2 separate regions of the Homo sapiens genome follow, and region 2 is linked to region 1. A link is a contact called in ENCODE Hi-C or POLR2A ChIA-PET data. All regions are on one chromosome and are shown on one strand. Each heading gives the region's core, a stretch centred on a gene start or an enhancer-like site at or near the end of the contact. The rest is flanking DNA. Distances are from core to core; before and after follow the strand shown.

Region 1 (7,879 bases), core at 2,858-5,357:
AATGCCCAGTTGGGAACAAATCTTTGGCAAACTTGGTATCCTTGAGCTATTCACCTTTCCGTGCATGTTTTGGAAATCCACATCGTTCTGGAGAGTCATCAGTTTTACTTAATTTTTCTAATGTATTGGTATAAAGTAGGTATTTTATTAGAATTAAAGGAATCTCACCCATATCTTTTTTTTTTTTTTTTTTTTTTGAGACAGGGTCTTGCTCTGTCACCCAGCCTGGAGTGCAGTGAGGTGATCATAGCTCACTGCAGCCTTGACCTCCTGGGCTTAAGTGATCCTCCCACCTCAGCCCCTCAAGTAGCTAGGACCACAGGCATGCACCACCACACCTGGCTAATTTTTAAAATTTTTTGTGGAGAGGAAGTCTGTGTTGCCCAGGCTGGTCTCAAACTGCATTCAAGCAGTCCTCCTGCATCGGCCTCTGAAAGTGCTGGGATTATAGGCATGAACCACCACACCTGACTTCCCCCATACTTTCTTATTAATTACCATACTGTATATTTTTATTTTGTTTAAACATCTTTTCTTCCCACTTTTATCGTTTTTACTTGAGTGCTTAATTCATCTTCCTAAATTAATTTAAAAACTCATCTTTAAGACTGTGAATTTTCTTCCGAATATACCTTTGGCCACAGTTCAGAGACTTTGATGTGTTACTCTTTTGGCATTGGTTCTAAAATGTCAATCATTCTTTTTTTTTTTTTTTTGAGATGGAGTCTTCTTGTTGCCCAGGCTGGAGTACAGTGGTGCGATCTTGGCTCACTGCAGCCTACGCCTCCTGGGTTCAAGTTCCCCTCCCTCAGCCTCCCGAGTAGCTGGGATTACAGGCACACACCACCATGCCTGGCTGATTTTCGTTATTTTTAGTAGAGATGGAGTTTCACCATGTTGGCCAGGCTGGTCTTGAACTCCTGACCTCAGGTGATCTGCCTGCCTTGGCCTCCCTAAATGCTGGGATTACAGGCTTGAGGCACCATGCCTGGCCTAAAGTGTCAGTAATTCTGATTTCGGTTTTCTCTTTTAGAAGTTTTGATTTCCACAGACTTACAAAGCTAAGGAAGTTTTATGTCCTTGCTCTGGCTACACTGCAGTGTTACTGAATATCACCTGCACAACCTTTACTGCTTGCAGTTTTTTTTTTCCTGTTGCTTTGTACATGATCCGTTATTCAAATGGCCTTATAGGCATTCAATAAAGGTGAAATGTTAAATACAAAATCACTTGTCTATTAAATTTTATTCAAGGTTCTATATAAGATCTGATAAATGGAACTTTGTGATGGAAATGTTTTATATGGTAGCCACTAGTCACATATAGCTATTGAACCTTTGAATCATGGCTAGTTTTAGAGTTTTATATTTTAATTTTAATTAAATAGACGTGTCTAGTGGCACCATATTGTACAATGCAGTTCTCATTCAATAAATCTTAAGTACTTAACAATGCATCGTGTACTCTTCTATGTACTGGGTAGACAGCAGTGAGCAAAACAAAGTCCCCGTTCTCATGGAACTAATGTTCTAATGACAACTATTAATTACATACCATGAAATGTCTCAAACTCCTGGGCTCAAGTCATCCTCCTGCCTTAGCCTCCTCAAGTGCTGGGATTATAGGTGAGAGCCACTGCACCTGGCCAGAAGCACGAACTTCTAACTTAGGCTTTTATTAATTATCTTCCTTGCAGAATAATCAACAGAAGACCCTTTAGACAAAGAACTTGCACTATGAGGTTTAATTGGAAACATTAAAATGGTTAACTCATAATGAATTATAAAACTTTGATAGTTACATTGTACTATCATTTATGAGGCATTTATTTTTCATTATTTACACCTGAAAGAAACTTCATACTTGTGTGTTCTGTTCCCCATCTCAGAGCAAGATTATGAAGAGAAGGTCTAAACTACTTATATAAATCAAAACCCAACTGGGCTAGAAATGAAGTATAAAGAGAACTAAATCTATACACAGCTGTGCCATAAGAGCATTAGGTGGTTTTAGCTCTTATCTGGGGTATGAAAGCAATTTAGCTCATCTCACAGAAACAAAAGCAGGTGCTGAATCATGAAAACCTCAATTATTTTTAGCATGCCTCTTAATTTTTCTTTCCCCTGGTTTCTTGTCGTCTGTGCTTGATTCTTGAACAGGTAACCACTTGAGAGGATGCCGGCGATAGATGGGCCATGGAGGAAGTGTCAGCTGGGCCAGAAAAGAGGAAATGCATAAATTATAGCTATTAAAAGTTTAAAAAATCATTACGTATAATGCCAGGTTCCCAAATGACTCCTATGCTGAGGGAACAAAAAAACAAAAAAAAAAATCCATATTCCTATAAAGGCTCTGTGCCACCATCCATGCAAAATACTGTATGATGATGGGAACAGGCTCACTGCCTATACAAATGGCTTTAAGACCTAAAAGAAAGGTGGGGGCCAGGCGTGGTGGCTCTCGCCTGTAATCCAAGCACTCTGGGAGGCCAAGGTGGGCGGATTGCTTGAGACCAGCCTGGCCAACACAGTGAAGCCCTGTCTTTACTAAAAATACAAAAATTAGCTGGGTGTGGTGGTGGGCTCCTGTAGTCACAGCTACTCGGGAGGCTGAGGCAGGAAAATCTATTAAACCCGGGAGGCAGAAGGTGCAGTGAGCCGAAATCGCCCCAGTGCACTGCAGCCTGGGCAACAAGAGTGAAACTCCGTCTCAAAAAATTTAAATAAATAAATAAATAAAAGGTGAAGGGACAACGTGAGCACCATGAAAACTCCTGCTGGCTTTGACCTTAAGATTATTAGCCAGAGTAGCCGCCAAAGGAAATAAGCTGTGTCCTTTTATATAGTTCGCACCATCTGACACTATTTTGGCATTCTACTTTTCCAATGATAGCAAAGGGAAACGCTGTTTGGAAGGATGAGGGAAACGTTGGCTTTGGGTCTCACTACTGAGTAGGTCTAACCAAACCAACCCGACTCACAAAACCCAAGCTGCCACTAATACCCACAAATTTCTTACCAAACATGAAAAAGCAAATCCGGCCATAACTATATAGACAGTCCACCCGAACTGTTCAGCCACGTACCCGTAGATAAATCCAACTATCTAGAGACAAATGAAGTATATTAAACACACTCAAACTGAGGGTTGGGAGGGAGGCGGGGGCGGAGATTAAATGTAAAACCAATACTTACTGCAGAAAAAAGAATAATTCCCTGAAACATCTGTTCAGCTAGCTTCTGGCCCTTGTAATCCTGGGGTGAAGCAGAGGAAAAAAAGAATTGGTTCCACCGCCGAGAACATACAATTCCTGCCCTGACCTCACAACTCTGGCACAGGGTAACCCCAACATCAGGGTCTCCCGCTCTCCTAAGGGCCTGGGCAAGATATTAAATTCTGGGCTTCCCGGGAGGAACTGAAACACCCTCACGGAGAATGGACAGGAGATTCTCGCGGAGTAGAAGAGAAGGGGACCCAGGAGGCAATTCGGGAAAGAGGGTGGACGGTAACCATCCGGGCCCGGAACAGCGCAGCACCGGGTCGGTGCTCCAACATGGGCTTCGAAGCTGCCAGGCACAAGAACGGCGTGCAGAGGTCCCCGGGTTGCGCCCTCACCATCTGCGTGGGCAGCGAGCTCAGATGCTCCAGCATGGCTGGCTGAGGAGGCGGGCAGCTGAGCGCGGGTGGCAGGCTGCGAGGCGAGGGCGACCGAGACTTAAGGACCGTGAGGGGTAAGGTCTGGCACTGCGCGTCAGTAGCCGGGCCTTCTAAGCCCGGGAGAGCGATGGCGGCGGCCCCGGAAGCGGAAGTCTCCGACGGGCCGGTACAGCCCGTGTCCCCGCCCCGCGCCATCGCTAGGCGACGTGCGCTTTTGCCGCGCCGTGCTGCCCGCGAGGGCAGCTGAGGTGGTGGTGGCGGCCGCCTTGTCGAGGCATCGCGCGCCCGTGAAGTGTTCGCCGTCAGTGCTGTTGGGTGCCTGGAGCCGCGTCCCCCGTCCCGAAAACTGTCCTTGACAGTACTTGCGCGGCCCAACGGCCGCCGGCGCCCCCGCGTCTCCATGGCGACGGCCTTTTTCCCTGCGAGGACCCCGGCGGCAGGGCTGCCCCGCGGCGCCTGCTTGGCGCGACGCTCTAGCGGTTACCGCTGCGGGCTGGCTGGGCGTAGTGGGGCTGCGCGGCTGCCACGGAGCTAGAGGGCAAGTGTGCTCGGCCCAGCGTGCAGGGAACGCGGGCGGCCAGACAACGGGCTGGGCTCCGGGGCCTGCGGCGCGGGCGCTGAGCTGGCAGGGCGGGTCGGGGCGCGGGCTGCATCCGCATCTCCTCCATCGCCTGCAGTAAGGGCGGCCGCGGCGAGCCTTTGAGGGGAACGACTTGTCGGAGCCCTAACCAGGGGTATCTCTGAGCCTGGTGGGATCCCCGGAGCGTCACATCACTTTCCGATCACTTCAAAGTGTAAGGGGGGCCCTACTGACCCTTGGAATTTAGGGGGGCTACCCTAGGCGGCATCCACAACAGAGAGAATTCCCTTGGAGAGGGGACCCTGGTGCTCGGCTGTCCCTCTCATCCGCGTAGAAAGTCCCTCATCTGGGGGCTCCCGAACTCAGCCCTCTCACATTGTGGCCGGCTTTACTGACCCTCACAGACCCAGGCTGGGCCCTCCCGATAGAGGCCAGCCAAAGGTTCACTCAGCCTCTCTTTCAAGGCTGGTGTATCTCTAAATCTTAGACCCTCCTCCGTTACCGTCAGCCAGGTGGGATGCCCACGTTTTGGAGAGAAACCGTTCTGAGGAACCCGGGCCTCTGGGTCCCAGCTGGCTCTCCGGCCCCCAGGTTATGTATTCTGGGTTGGCCACAAACAGTGGAATTCTAGGCACTCCCGGGACAGGGTGGGACTGCTGTCCTCATTCATGCAACCAGCAAATATTCACGGCACCTTGTTTGTGCCAGACAGCAGACCGAGGACACGGTTGTTACCAAGACCAGGCTGTTGCCTTGGAAGAGCCCAGAGCGTGTCAAGGGAGACAGCCACATCACGCCAGAAATACATGACAGCTGGATTAGCCCTGGGAGAGGGAGGCCCAGATGTGGGAGCTCAGGGGAGGTGCAGCTCAACGTGGAGTTTGGAGGAGGCTACCTTGACCTTTGAATGCCAAGTGGGAGCCAGCCAGATGAAAGGGTAGGAGAAAGTGTTTGTATATCCTCAGTGCCCTTTCATCCTTGCACGTGGCAGAGACCAAACAGTAAAATGCAGACACGTTTGACACTTTTCTGACCTCAGAAGGACTCAGGACGTGTAGAAGGCAGAAAGAGGGATGGGCAAGAGTTTATTCCTGTTTCCTTCTCATGCTCTGTATTTCTTGGTGTGTTTGAAGAGACTTTCTGTTGTGTGTATAAATAGATATATCTCTGTGTGGTCTTTTTTTTTTTTTTTTTTTTTTTTTGAGGCGAAGACTCGCTCTGTTGCCCAGGCTGGAGTGCAGTGGTGCGATCGCGGCTCACTGCAACCTCCGCCTCCTGGGTTCAAGGGATTGTCCTGCCTCAGCCTTCTGAGTAGCTGGGATTACAGGCATGCGCCACCACGCCCGGCTAATTTTTGTGATTTTAGTGGAGACGGGGTTTCACTGTGTTGGCCAGACTAGTCTCAAACGCCTGACCTCAAGTGATCCACCCACCTCGGCCTTCCAAAGTGCTGGGATTACAGGCATGAGCCACCGCGCCCGGCCAGTGCGGTCTTTTTTTTTTGTATCCACAGTTTTGTATCCTTGGATTCAACCAACCACGGACTGAAATTACAGATACAGAGGGCTGACTGTAATATGCCATTTTACATAAGGGACTTGAGCATCCGTGAATTTTTGTATACATGGGGAGTCCTGGAGCCAATCCCCGACTGATACTGAGGACCAACTGTGTTGCTAATCAAATTGTACACAATTATATACTCTTACGAAAATGTAGTTAACTATTACAGATCCAGCGTCTGTGTGCAATTTCGTTTTGAGAATTCCTTCTAACCAGATCAGGAAAGCTCTCTTACCAGGAATAGCCCCAGGAAAGACAATATGGATTAGACGTACTCCATGATAACTGGCGTTTTGCATGTAGGTAACTGTGGAAGTTTTAGGAGCAACTGGTTTCTGCCTTGCCAGTCTACTTAAGTATGTCAGATACTTGATAGAATTGTGTTTTTCTTGTTTCCAGCCAAGTGTGCCTCTTGATCCCGTAACTGCTAACTGGAAGTCAAGAAACTAAAAACATTATCTCTTGTACCATTAATTAAGTGGGATTTATTTGAGTGCAAGATCGTTTTCTCAGTGGTGGTGGAAGTTGCCTCATCGCAGGCAGATGTTGGGGCTTTGTCCGAACAGCTCCCCTCTGCCAGCTTCTGTAGATAAGGTCAGCCCATAATGTGATAGAGGCATATGACTTAGGGTATATACTGATGTATATACTTCTCTTTTTTTTTTTTTTTTTTTGAGACAGAGTCTTACTCTGTTGCCCAGGCTGGAGTGCAGTGGCACGGTCTCAGCTCACTGCAACCTCCGCCTCCCGGGTTCAAGGGATTCTCTTGCCTCAGCCTCTCAAATAGCTGGGATTACAGGCACCTGCCACCATGCCTGGCTAATTTTTTGTATTTTTAGTAGAGATGGGGTTTCACCATCTTGGACAGGCTGGTCTCGAACTCCTGACCTCTTGATCCACCTGCCTTGGCCTCCCAAAGTGCTGGGATTACAGACGTGAGCCACGGCGCCCTGATGTATATGAGAAGAAGTTCACTGACACGTTGTACTTCATATATACTGCTTTGGAAAGGTGTGTGTGGGCTGGGCCTGGTGGCTCAGGCCTGTAATCCCAGCACTTTGGAAGGCCGAGGCAGGTGGATCACCTGAGGTCAGGAGTTCGAGACCAGCCTGGCCAACATGGTGAAACCCTCTCTCTATTAAAATTAGCTGGGCGTGGTGGCGCACACCTGTAGTCCCTGCTACTCGGGAGGTTGAGGCACAAGAATTGCTTGAATCTGAGAGGCAGAGGTTGCAGTGAGCCAAGACGGCACCACTGCACTGCAGCCTGGCTGACAGAGCCAGACTCTGTCTCGAAAAAAAAAAAAAAGGAAAGAAAGAAAGATGTGTATTTTCCCCCTAATTTGTAATCTGGCCTGTGATCCCATTTTTAAAAAAAATTTTTTTTAGATATGGGGTTGGGGGATGGTCATACTATGTTGCTCAGGCTGGTCTGGAACTCCTGGGCTCAGGCAGCCTCCCACCCCAGCCACCTGAATAGTTGGGATTATGGGTATCAGCCACAGTGCCTGGCTGATCCACAGTTTTTATTGCTTTTTATTTTTTATTTTTTTGAGACAGGGTGTCGCTTTGTCACCCAGGCTGGAGTGCAGTGGCATGAATATGGCTTACTGCAGCCTTGACCTCCCTGGCTCAGGGGATCCTCCTGCCTTAGCCTCCCAAATGCTTGGGACTACAGATGCACGTCACCATGCCTGGCTAATTTTTGTATATTTTGTAGAGATGAGCTTTCACAATGTTACCCAGGCTGGTCTTGAACTCCTCAGCTCAGGTGATCTGCCCGCGTTAGCCTTGTTGTTTTCATTTTGGGATTATAGGCATGAGCCACAGTGCCCAGCCCCCAATTTTTTAAACAGTTTTTCAACATATTTCTCTTCTTTACAAAGGCCTTGAGAAATTAAGTGCCTGGTAGGCACACAATTTTCCCAGGATGAAGTTAATTCAAACTTACTTTGTCTGTAGTCCCTGCTACTTGGGAGGCTGAGGCAGGAGGCTTGCTTGAGCCTAGGAGTTAGAGGCCAGCCTGGGCAACATGGTGAGACCCTGTCTAAAAAAACAAATGAACTAACTTGCATTGCAA
Region 2 (7,457 bases), core at 4,434-6,933, 370 kb before region 1:
CTTTTCTCCATCTGCAGAAGGTTCTAATAATCCCTGCTCACTCTTGCTCCAGGGCCATTGTGGGGCCAAGGAAAAGTTGGGGTTCAGCAGTTCTTTGGGGTGGAATGGAGAGTTGGAGAGCCAGTGGGCCTGTGCATACCAAGGCTGGAGCCTGGGTCCTGCAGGGGAGCTAGTCCAGCACAGAGGTCACGGTGGAGATTAAAATATTCCTTTTTTTGAAACAGGATCTGGAGCTGCTGCCTGGGCTGGAGTGCAGTGATGCAATCATAGCTTACTGCAGCCTCAATCTCCAGGGCTCAAGTGATCCTCTAGCCTCAGCCTCTGGAGTAGCTGGGACCACAGGCATGAGCCACCATACCCGACTAATTTTTTAAAAATTATTAGTAGAGATGGGGTCTCACTATGTTGCCCAGGCTAGTCTCACACTCTTGATCCTCCCACCTCGACCTCCTAAAGTACTGGGATTACAGGCGTGAGCCACTGTGCCTGGCCAAGTTTAAAATATTCTATACCATGTGTTATTTTTCCTGATAAGTGATTTTATCTCCTGATATTATGTATTTTATGTATTTCTTGCTATTTAATTACAAATTATCCTGAGGGCAACCAGTGCCCTGCAGAAAGTCACAGAAACACTGGGTCCATGTCCTGCCCGAGGCCAGTCCTGACTTTGCCCGTGGTACGCACCTGTGCCGTGCTCACACTGTCCTGCACAGCATCCTTTTTTACTATAATATGCCATTGCAGGTTATTCCCAGCACTTTCTATGTTGTAAACTGTTAAGTGAATATCCTGACACAGAGTCCTCCAAGAGCCTGGTCTCCTTCTCCATTTTGCCTGCTGATGAACCCTGAGAGTGAACTTCACCGCCTCTCAGCCCCAGCCTCGCCCCTAAGAGAGCCTAGGATGGAAGGGAGCCTGCCCAGGTCATATTGAGTTGATGACCAGCCAGCCTGGAGCCTGAGACTCAGGACCTGTAGGTCAGTGGGCCAAACCGTTCAGATCGCCTGGGTTCCACATCTGAAAAGGGCTTTGCATGATGCCAGCCTCCCAGTCAATGGTCTGTATTAATTGTGACATCGTGGCAACCTGTCACTTGGTCATTCAGCTGACAGTCTTTCCTCCTGCAGAGGCCAAGAAAACCATGGAGGAGCAGTGGACCTTGGTGTCCCTGCTGAGCACAAGCCAGCAACAAGGACCTGTCCCCCCAGGCTCCACGGCATCCTCAGCCACAGACAAGCTCAGCCGCTGGGAGTGTGCACCTGTCACAAGTAATTGCTTCCCAAGAAGCAATTCCTCTGGGTGTCAGTAAAGTCACTGATGCCCCAGCCCTCCCCTCAGAGAATCTGATTAACCAGCCTAGCTGGATGGGAAGCTAGGGAACAAAAGCCACCCAGTAAACAGAAGCGGAACAGCCGAGGAAGGGGCTCTGCCAACTGCTCTGGCTCCTTCTGTGGGCGACAGGGCCTCTGTGGGCTAGTGGCTTTGGAAGGGGTTTGCTCAAGGGCCTTGTTTCCCTGCCCACAGGCATGGGGTGCAGCCCCTTATGCTGGAGGCTCATCTTTGTAGCATGCATTGGTGCTTGGGGAAGGTCTTTGAGCTGCCTGGTCCAAGGGTGGATTCTAAGGTTTTGACAAGATCACTCCACGCTCATGCCTGCTGTGGGCTCTGGCACAGACAGACCCTAGTGTAGGTTCCAGCTCTGCTGTGTCCTTTACACCATGATCTTGGGCAGTTTACTAAACCTCTCAAGCCTCAGTGTTTAAGAGGTTTTATATTAATCCTACCTGCTTTTATATTTAATTTCTCTTTTGATCAAAACAATACACGTATGGTACATAGTTTTAAAGGTTGAACAATACTGCAAGGCTGGAAATACTAATTCCCCTCTTCTTGACCCATAGTTTTAAGGTTGAGCAATACTGCAAGGCTGGAAATACTGATTCCCCTCTTCTTGACCCATTGCTTTCAGTTCTTTTGACTCTTTCACTCTTTTTTTTTTTTTTTGAGATGAGGTCTCCCTCTGTTGCCCAGGCTGAGCTGGAGAGCAGTGGCACAATCACAGCTCACTGCAGCCTCAAACTCCTGGGGTCAAGCAATCCTCCCACTTCAGCCTCCCGAGTCGCTGGGACTACAAGTGTGTGCTACCATGCCTAATTTTAAAATGATTTGTAGAGATGGGGTCACACTATGTTGCCCAGGCTGGTCTTGAACTCCTGGCCTCAAGCGATCCTCCTGCCTTGGCCCAAATTGTTGGGATTACAAGCATGAGCCACTGCACCCTGCCTCTTTCACCTTTAGAACATTGATTTCCTACTATGGAAAATGAGCTGATAGCCACCTCTCCATACATTTCCTCCCCATCCTTCAAATGCTATGATTTGGCGTAAGTTGATATTCAGTGTTTACATGTTTAACGCTACGCAAACATTGTTTTCTGCTAAACCAAGTAGTATTCTATTTCCTTTCTGCTATGATTCTTTGTTTTTCCTCAAGCTATAATTATCTGTCTTTTTTATTTGCTTTTTTATATTTGTACTTTATATTCTTCCCTACAAAATCATACAAATCTGACCAAATACACCCAGCAGGTGTGCTTTCCCTGGAGACATTGCTCCAGGAACCCCTCACTACTTATTCCACTCTTACCAACCTATCCGTTTGCCCCTGCCTCCCTTCCCCAGAGGGAAGACATTGAGGCTCAGAGAGGTAGTAAGATCCGGGTGGAAATGCAGGCCTAGATAAGGAGGTACAGTTATGCTCAAGGGCCAACCGCCTGCCCAGGATGCTGCAGCCCAGTGGGGCGGCAGCCACACAAATGGGACCACTTTGTGGGTTTAACATCTGCAGTGTGGGGCAGGGGCCTCAGGCCCTGAGTGTAGAGGACAGAGGCAGGTCTCCCTGTCCATCCTGGGTGACCATTCCTGGTAAGATGCCCCATGCTGATTTCCATCCCCCACCCAGGCAGATCGGAGAAAGAGCCAGCCCCACTTTTCTCTGATCACCCCATGTTAACTTCCCCTTAAACTTGCTAAACCAGCCCTACCCAACTGCCAAGCTGAGGTTGCCTCCCAGGGCCACCAGCACCCTGCTCATCACAGATGGGGCCACTTTTACTACTTCCCTGTGTCTCGTCTCCCCCATCTCGGGGCTGAGCTCTGAGCCTGCTCCCAGCCAGCTTTGTGCTGCAGGTGACTCTTCATTGCTGGTCAGAGGAGGCTAAGGTCAGCCCTAGGGAATGCATGAAGGTTAAGATGATGCTGGGGGCCCCTGGCCAGCAACTCCCAGTCTTGGTGGCCCAAGTCCTTAAGGGCAGCACACATTCCTGAAGGGGACAGAGAGAGCCTCCTGAGTCAAGAGCTCTTACCCAGACACCACATGCCTCACGATGGAGAGGACTATGCATTGTCGGAGGCTCCTGGTGACTGCCATCCAGCTCACAGGGCCCACTCACCACAGAGGCTGCCCATGAGAATGTCATCCATGTGTTCCTGCATGCCAGAGGCTGTACCTCAAGGAGGCTGTGCCATTGGGCCAGGACTACCCCAGGCATAGGGAGAGGGTACAGGCCGCATATCCTCTCCCTCAGCCATCAAGAGACAAGGGATGGGTGTCAGAGGTGTCTGGGAGATGAAAGATGCATGGAGCACTCCAAATGGCCGCATGCTTTCTAAACACACAACTCACCAGGATTTCATCTGCAACTCAGATTCAATCGGCTAAGTGGGGAAGAAGAAAGTATGTGGTTGTCATGGCAACACCAAATTGCCCAGGACCAGGTTGGTCTCTAAGCAGGGGAAGGGAAGGGAGTGGAGCTGAGCCTCTGTCTCTGTGGTGGGGATGTTCTGGAGAACGGGGCCCAAGGGTCAGGCCCGACATACACCTGTGGGGCAAGGGGCCTTGTTCTCACTACCCCTGCTCAGGGCTGAGGGCCTGAGCCATGCAGTATTATATAAAGGGTTGACTCGGGGCCCTCACTCTGGGGCTGGGGCCCAGACTACTCCAGCATGCAAGTTCCAGAGCCAGCCTCTTGCTAAGGGCCAGTCCCTGCTTCTCCCCACGGGCTAGACCCACCCCAGAGCAGCTCAGATTTGGTGCCTGCTTCTCTTCTTGCCCCCTAGTCCTAGCTGTTCCTGGCAGAGCTTCTGTCTTGAGCTTGGCCATGGATGTGGACACAGCCTGGCACATACCCTGAGTGCGGTCTAAAGGATCAAGGGACACAAAGCCTCACCCAGAGAGTGCCAAGCAAAGCTGATACTTCTATTCATACGCATGCAGTGCTCAGCCTGGCCTCCTTCTTCCCACCAAGAATGAAGTGGAGCCAGCAGAGGGGTTGCCCTGCAATGTGGTCTCTGCCAACCTGGGCCCAGGCCTAGCTGGATAGGTGGTAGGAGAGAGGGCTGCTCAAGTAGGAAGGAGGTGAGCATCAGGACCCTCCCCTCCCCTGGACCTGCCTTAGCCCTGTTTTGATTCTGACCATCCAGTGCTCTGGGGACCCTGGAAAAGGTCCTGGCTCCAAGGTCCACCTGACCAGCCAAGCCTGGCACATCCATCTCTGTGGTCCCAGGATCTGGCCACAGGAGGGCTCCTGGACACGTAATACATGAATAGATGGAGTGACATAAAGAATTAATCAGTGGGTGACTTAGGCAGTGAGAACTAGGAGCAGAAGAAATGAAAGAGACCAGGTTGGGAGGGGGGATGCTGGTAGGGCCAGGTTTAGGGGAGCCTTAAATGCCAGGCTGAGAGGGGGTGTTTGTCAGGCTCCCCCACACCCAGCTTCTGCCCTGGCCCTGGGACAATTTCCGTCTTCCAGAGGGGCCAGTAGGGATCCTGGCAGATGTGGCCCTGATCACCTGATCCCCTCTCAGAGAGACAGAGACCCCAGGGCCCATCCCCCAGAGCCTGGCTCACCTGGGCCCTCGCAGGGCCTGCCTCACCGGGGCCCCGCAGACCTAACTGCTTCTGCTTCATGGTCTGTGGGTTTTCCCAGTCGTCCAATTAGTGCTAATTGGAAGCAGGAAGTGTGTGCATGTGTGGGGTGGGCCTGGAACTCCGATGTCCTTGTCAGAACTTCGAAGCCCTGTGCTTCCTGGGACAGGCTCTTCCCTAGAGCTTTGTGGTCTCCCGCAGGGCTGGGTAGGGTTGTTGGGAGCTCCCCGAGCATTGGGTATACTGGCTCTGTGCACAACGGGGCCTCTGCTCTCCAGAGGGCTCAGGCTCTCACCGGCCACCTCTTACCCCAGGTGCCAGTTGCCCCCAGGGCAAGGCAAGCTCATCCTTTTCACTGCCAAATCCTCTTCGCCCGGCACAGAGCTGCGGCTCTTCACAGTTTCACTCTAACAACGAAGGGAATGATGGGCTCAGGGCCTGGAAGAGAGGCGCAGAGGGGGCCTCCTGAACCCCTCACTGACCCTTGGTCCAGCCTCAGCCCGTGGCTCCATAAAGGCAAGGAAAGGCCTGCTTTATCTGACTGGCCACACACTTGTGCTTCCCTTGGGGGACAAAGGGTGCAGAGGCGCTTCCACAGAGGCGGGACTTCCGCTTACTTTCCCTCCTCCCCGTTTCCCCGCCCCCTCCACTTGCGGCACAGGTGGGGGTGTCCAGAGGCAAAGCCCCTTTTGTGTCAAGCCCCAGCCCAGGTTCTCTCCTCACCCACAGATGCTGGTGCGCAGTCTGACGGCAGAGGCTGTAACGGGGGAAGCATGGGATGTGGGCACATGGGGGAAGGCCCCGGAACCCAGCCTGGGCAGAGGCCGGTGCCCCACCAGGCTCTCTCTCTGCAGTGTTATGTCAATCATTGCCCACAGGTGCCCTCGACCTGGACACCGTCAGGCCTCCTTCGCGGTGGGCTGAAACCCTGTGGCACAGCCCAGGACCACCCAGCCCCACGGGCTGGGGGCTCACATCTGGAAGCAGGGCCCCCCAGGACTCAAAGGTGCTCGGAGATGAAGATTGCTGGGTGTCAGCTCATGGGGCCAGCCTCGGCTTCACCCCCAGGAAATGCCTGCTTGTTGCTGTGCGGCAGGCACTAGAGCAGGCAGAGAGGGCGGTGGGCTCCTCTGAGGTCGCGGGCGGAGCCCTGTGAGGAGAGACCTGGCCGCCGGCAGCCACTAGAGGGCAGGACCCTCCTGTGTGTTTCCTCCAAAGGGTTGTTGAGCAGATGAGCGGGACTGACAGGAAACAATGGAGCAGCCGCCCCAGGGTGCAGTCACCACAAGCCTGCTAGAAGGGCTCAGCGGAGGCTGCGATGCGTCCGAAAGTCCACTGGACCCTAGACCTTAAATGGCCTCCCTGAGCCTTTAGGCTTTTACTTCCTGGGAGCCCAGCCCTGAGCCAACAGAGACAGTGCCTGGCTCCTACATTGGCAGAGAGTGACAAGTCAGTGTCCCCTTCTTACAACATCAGTGGTAGAGGAGCAATTAGGAGAGCAGGTCCTCCAGCTTCTTCCAGGTGCAGTGTGGAAACAGAGGCAGAGAAGAACTCACCTGACCGCACCTACGAGGTGGGTAGGGACAGATACTTCTGAGAGTGAACCATCAGCCAAGCACGCCCAGCAGCCCTGGGGGGTCAGTGCATGTTGTCGGGTGCTACTTTTGCAGTTGGGGAAACTGAGGGTCAAGAGAGGCTGTCATTTGACTGAAGTCCTACAGCAAGGGTGGACCAGGGTTCCCGCCCGGGCAGGATGATGCTGAGCCTGCATGCAGGCTCCCACGCAGCCTTATCACAGCCTCATGTAGAGACGACCTCCTGTGACCTCGCTGACATGAGTGTGAGTGTGTGGGGACCCTGGCTGCCGCAGCAGGAATGAGGCAGCCTCTCTGCATCCTGACACTCCCAGGCAGAGGCCTGTCCTTCATCTGGACCTACCAACAGTGACGCCAGGAGCAGCTGCCTCTAGGACACGTGTTCCCCTGGGCCAGAGGAACTATGTGAGGAACCCATGGTGCATGCCATGACAACCCTCCTTTAGGGCCTCTTGAGGCCACAGTGGTGCTAAACCCAGGAAGTGGGTGCCAATTCAGGGGACCATTGGCAGCCCTGCTGCCCCTCACTGGGCTGTGCCTGCAGTCACGGGAGGCAAGGACCTGCTTTTGAGTCTTTGGCTTCACCTTGTTCTTACAGCCAGACTTGGGGCTCTCTACCTGGGGCTGGGGATAGGTAGTTCTCAGCCTGGGCAGCCCCAGGAGCTGCTAAGTGTCATATCCCTGGGGAAGGCCTGAGCAGTTTGAGGCTGATTTTGGTTGTCCCAATACTGCTGGGAACCACTGGGGAATGAGAGTGTCTTGGGGACCTATTCCTGGAGCCTGAGTCTAAGCTGAGCTGTGGCTCATAAGACTAAATTGCATGGAGACCCAACATGGCTGCTGGGCCCGTCAAGGGCTGGTGTCTGCTCTGGGAGGTAGCCCCATGGCTGGATCTTTCTCTATGTCCCAGGTCGGCCCCTGTGACCTGGG

Evidence for each region. A loop is a pair of places that touch in the nucleus more often than their neighbours do. ChIA-PET counts read pairs that join two places held with the same protein, here RNA polymerase II (POLR2A). Pooled maps may share reads with other maps.
Region 2: a loop to region 1 is called in a map of B cell, with 18 times the contacts of the local background. The contact joins the enhancer-like site here to the promoter of GLT8D1 in region 1. A Hi-C loop is called at or near these places in 2 of 168 maps with a recorded cell type or tissue (B cell and naive thymus-derived CD4-positive, alpha-beta T cell), 2 of 37 single-sample maps with no recorded cell type and 10 of 50 pooled maps. POLR2A ChIA-PET finds 5 or more read pairs at or near these places in 5 of 52 experiments (A549, A673, WTC11 and 2 more).

Annotation. Positions count from the first base shown.
Region 1 is chr3:52,702,019-52,709,897 of GRCh38, reverse strand. It overlaps GLT8D1 (glycosyltransferase 8 domain containing 1), which reads left to right and starts at 4,107. Exons shown (of 10, transcript NM_018446.4): 1 at 4,107-4,451. It overlaps SPCS1 (signal peptidase complex subunit 1), which reads right to left and starts at 3,792. Exons shown (of 4, transcript NM_014041.5): 1 at 3,616-3,792; 2 at 3,195-3,254; 3 at 3,019-3,105; 4 at 1-2,211. The coding sequence starts at 3,651. The coding sequence ends at 2,086. It overlaps NEK4 (NIMA related kinase 4), which reads left to right. Exons shown (of 16, transcript NM_003157.6): 16 at 1-1,454. RefSeq lists silencers at 1,935-2,024, 4,211-4,380 and an enhancer at 2,195-2,264.
Region 2 is chr3:53,071,502-53,078,958 of GRCh38, reverse strand. It overlaps a transcript of RFT1 not described here. Among named protein-coding and RNA genes, the nearest start is that of SFMBT1, 29 kb to the right of the region's middle. RefSeq lists enhancers at 5,797-5,916, 5,409-6,026, 6,267-6,316. Within about 2 kb of position 5,683, at least 31 of the 41 ENCODE cell types and tissues checked have a DNase peak (open chromatin) inside an H3K27ac peak, as active enhancers do; they include B cell, where a contact is called at or near this core.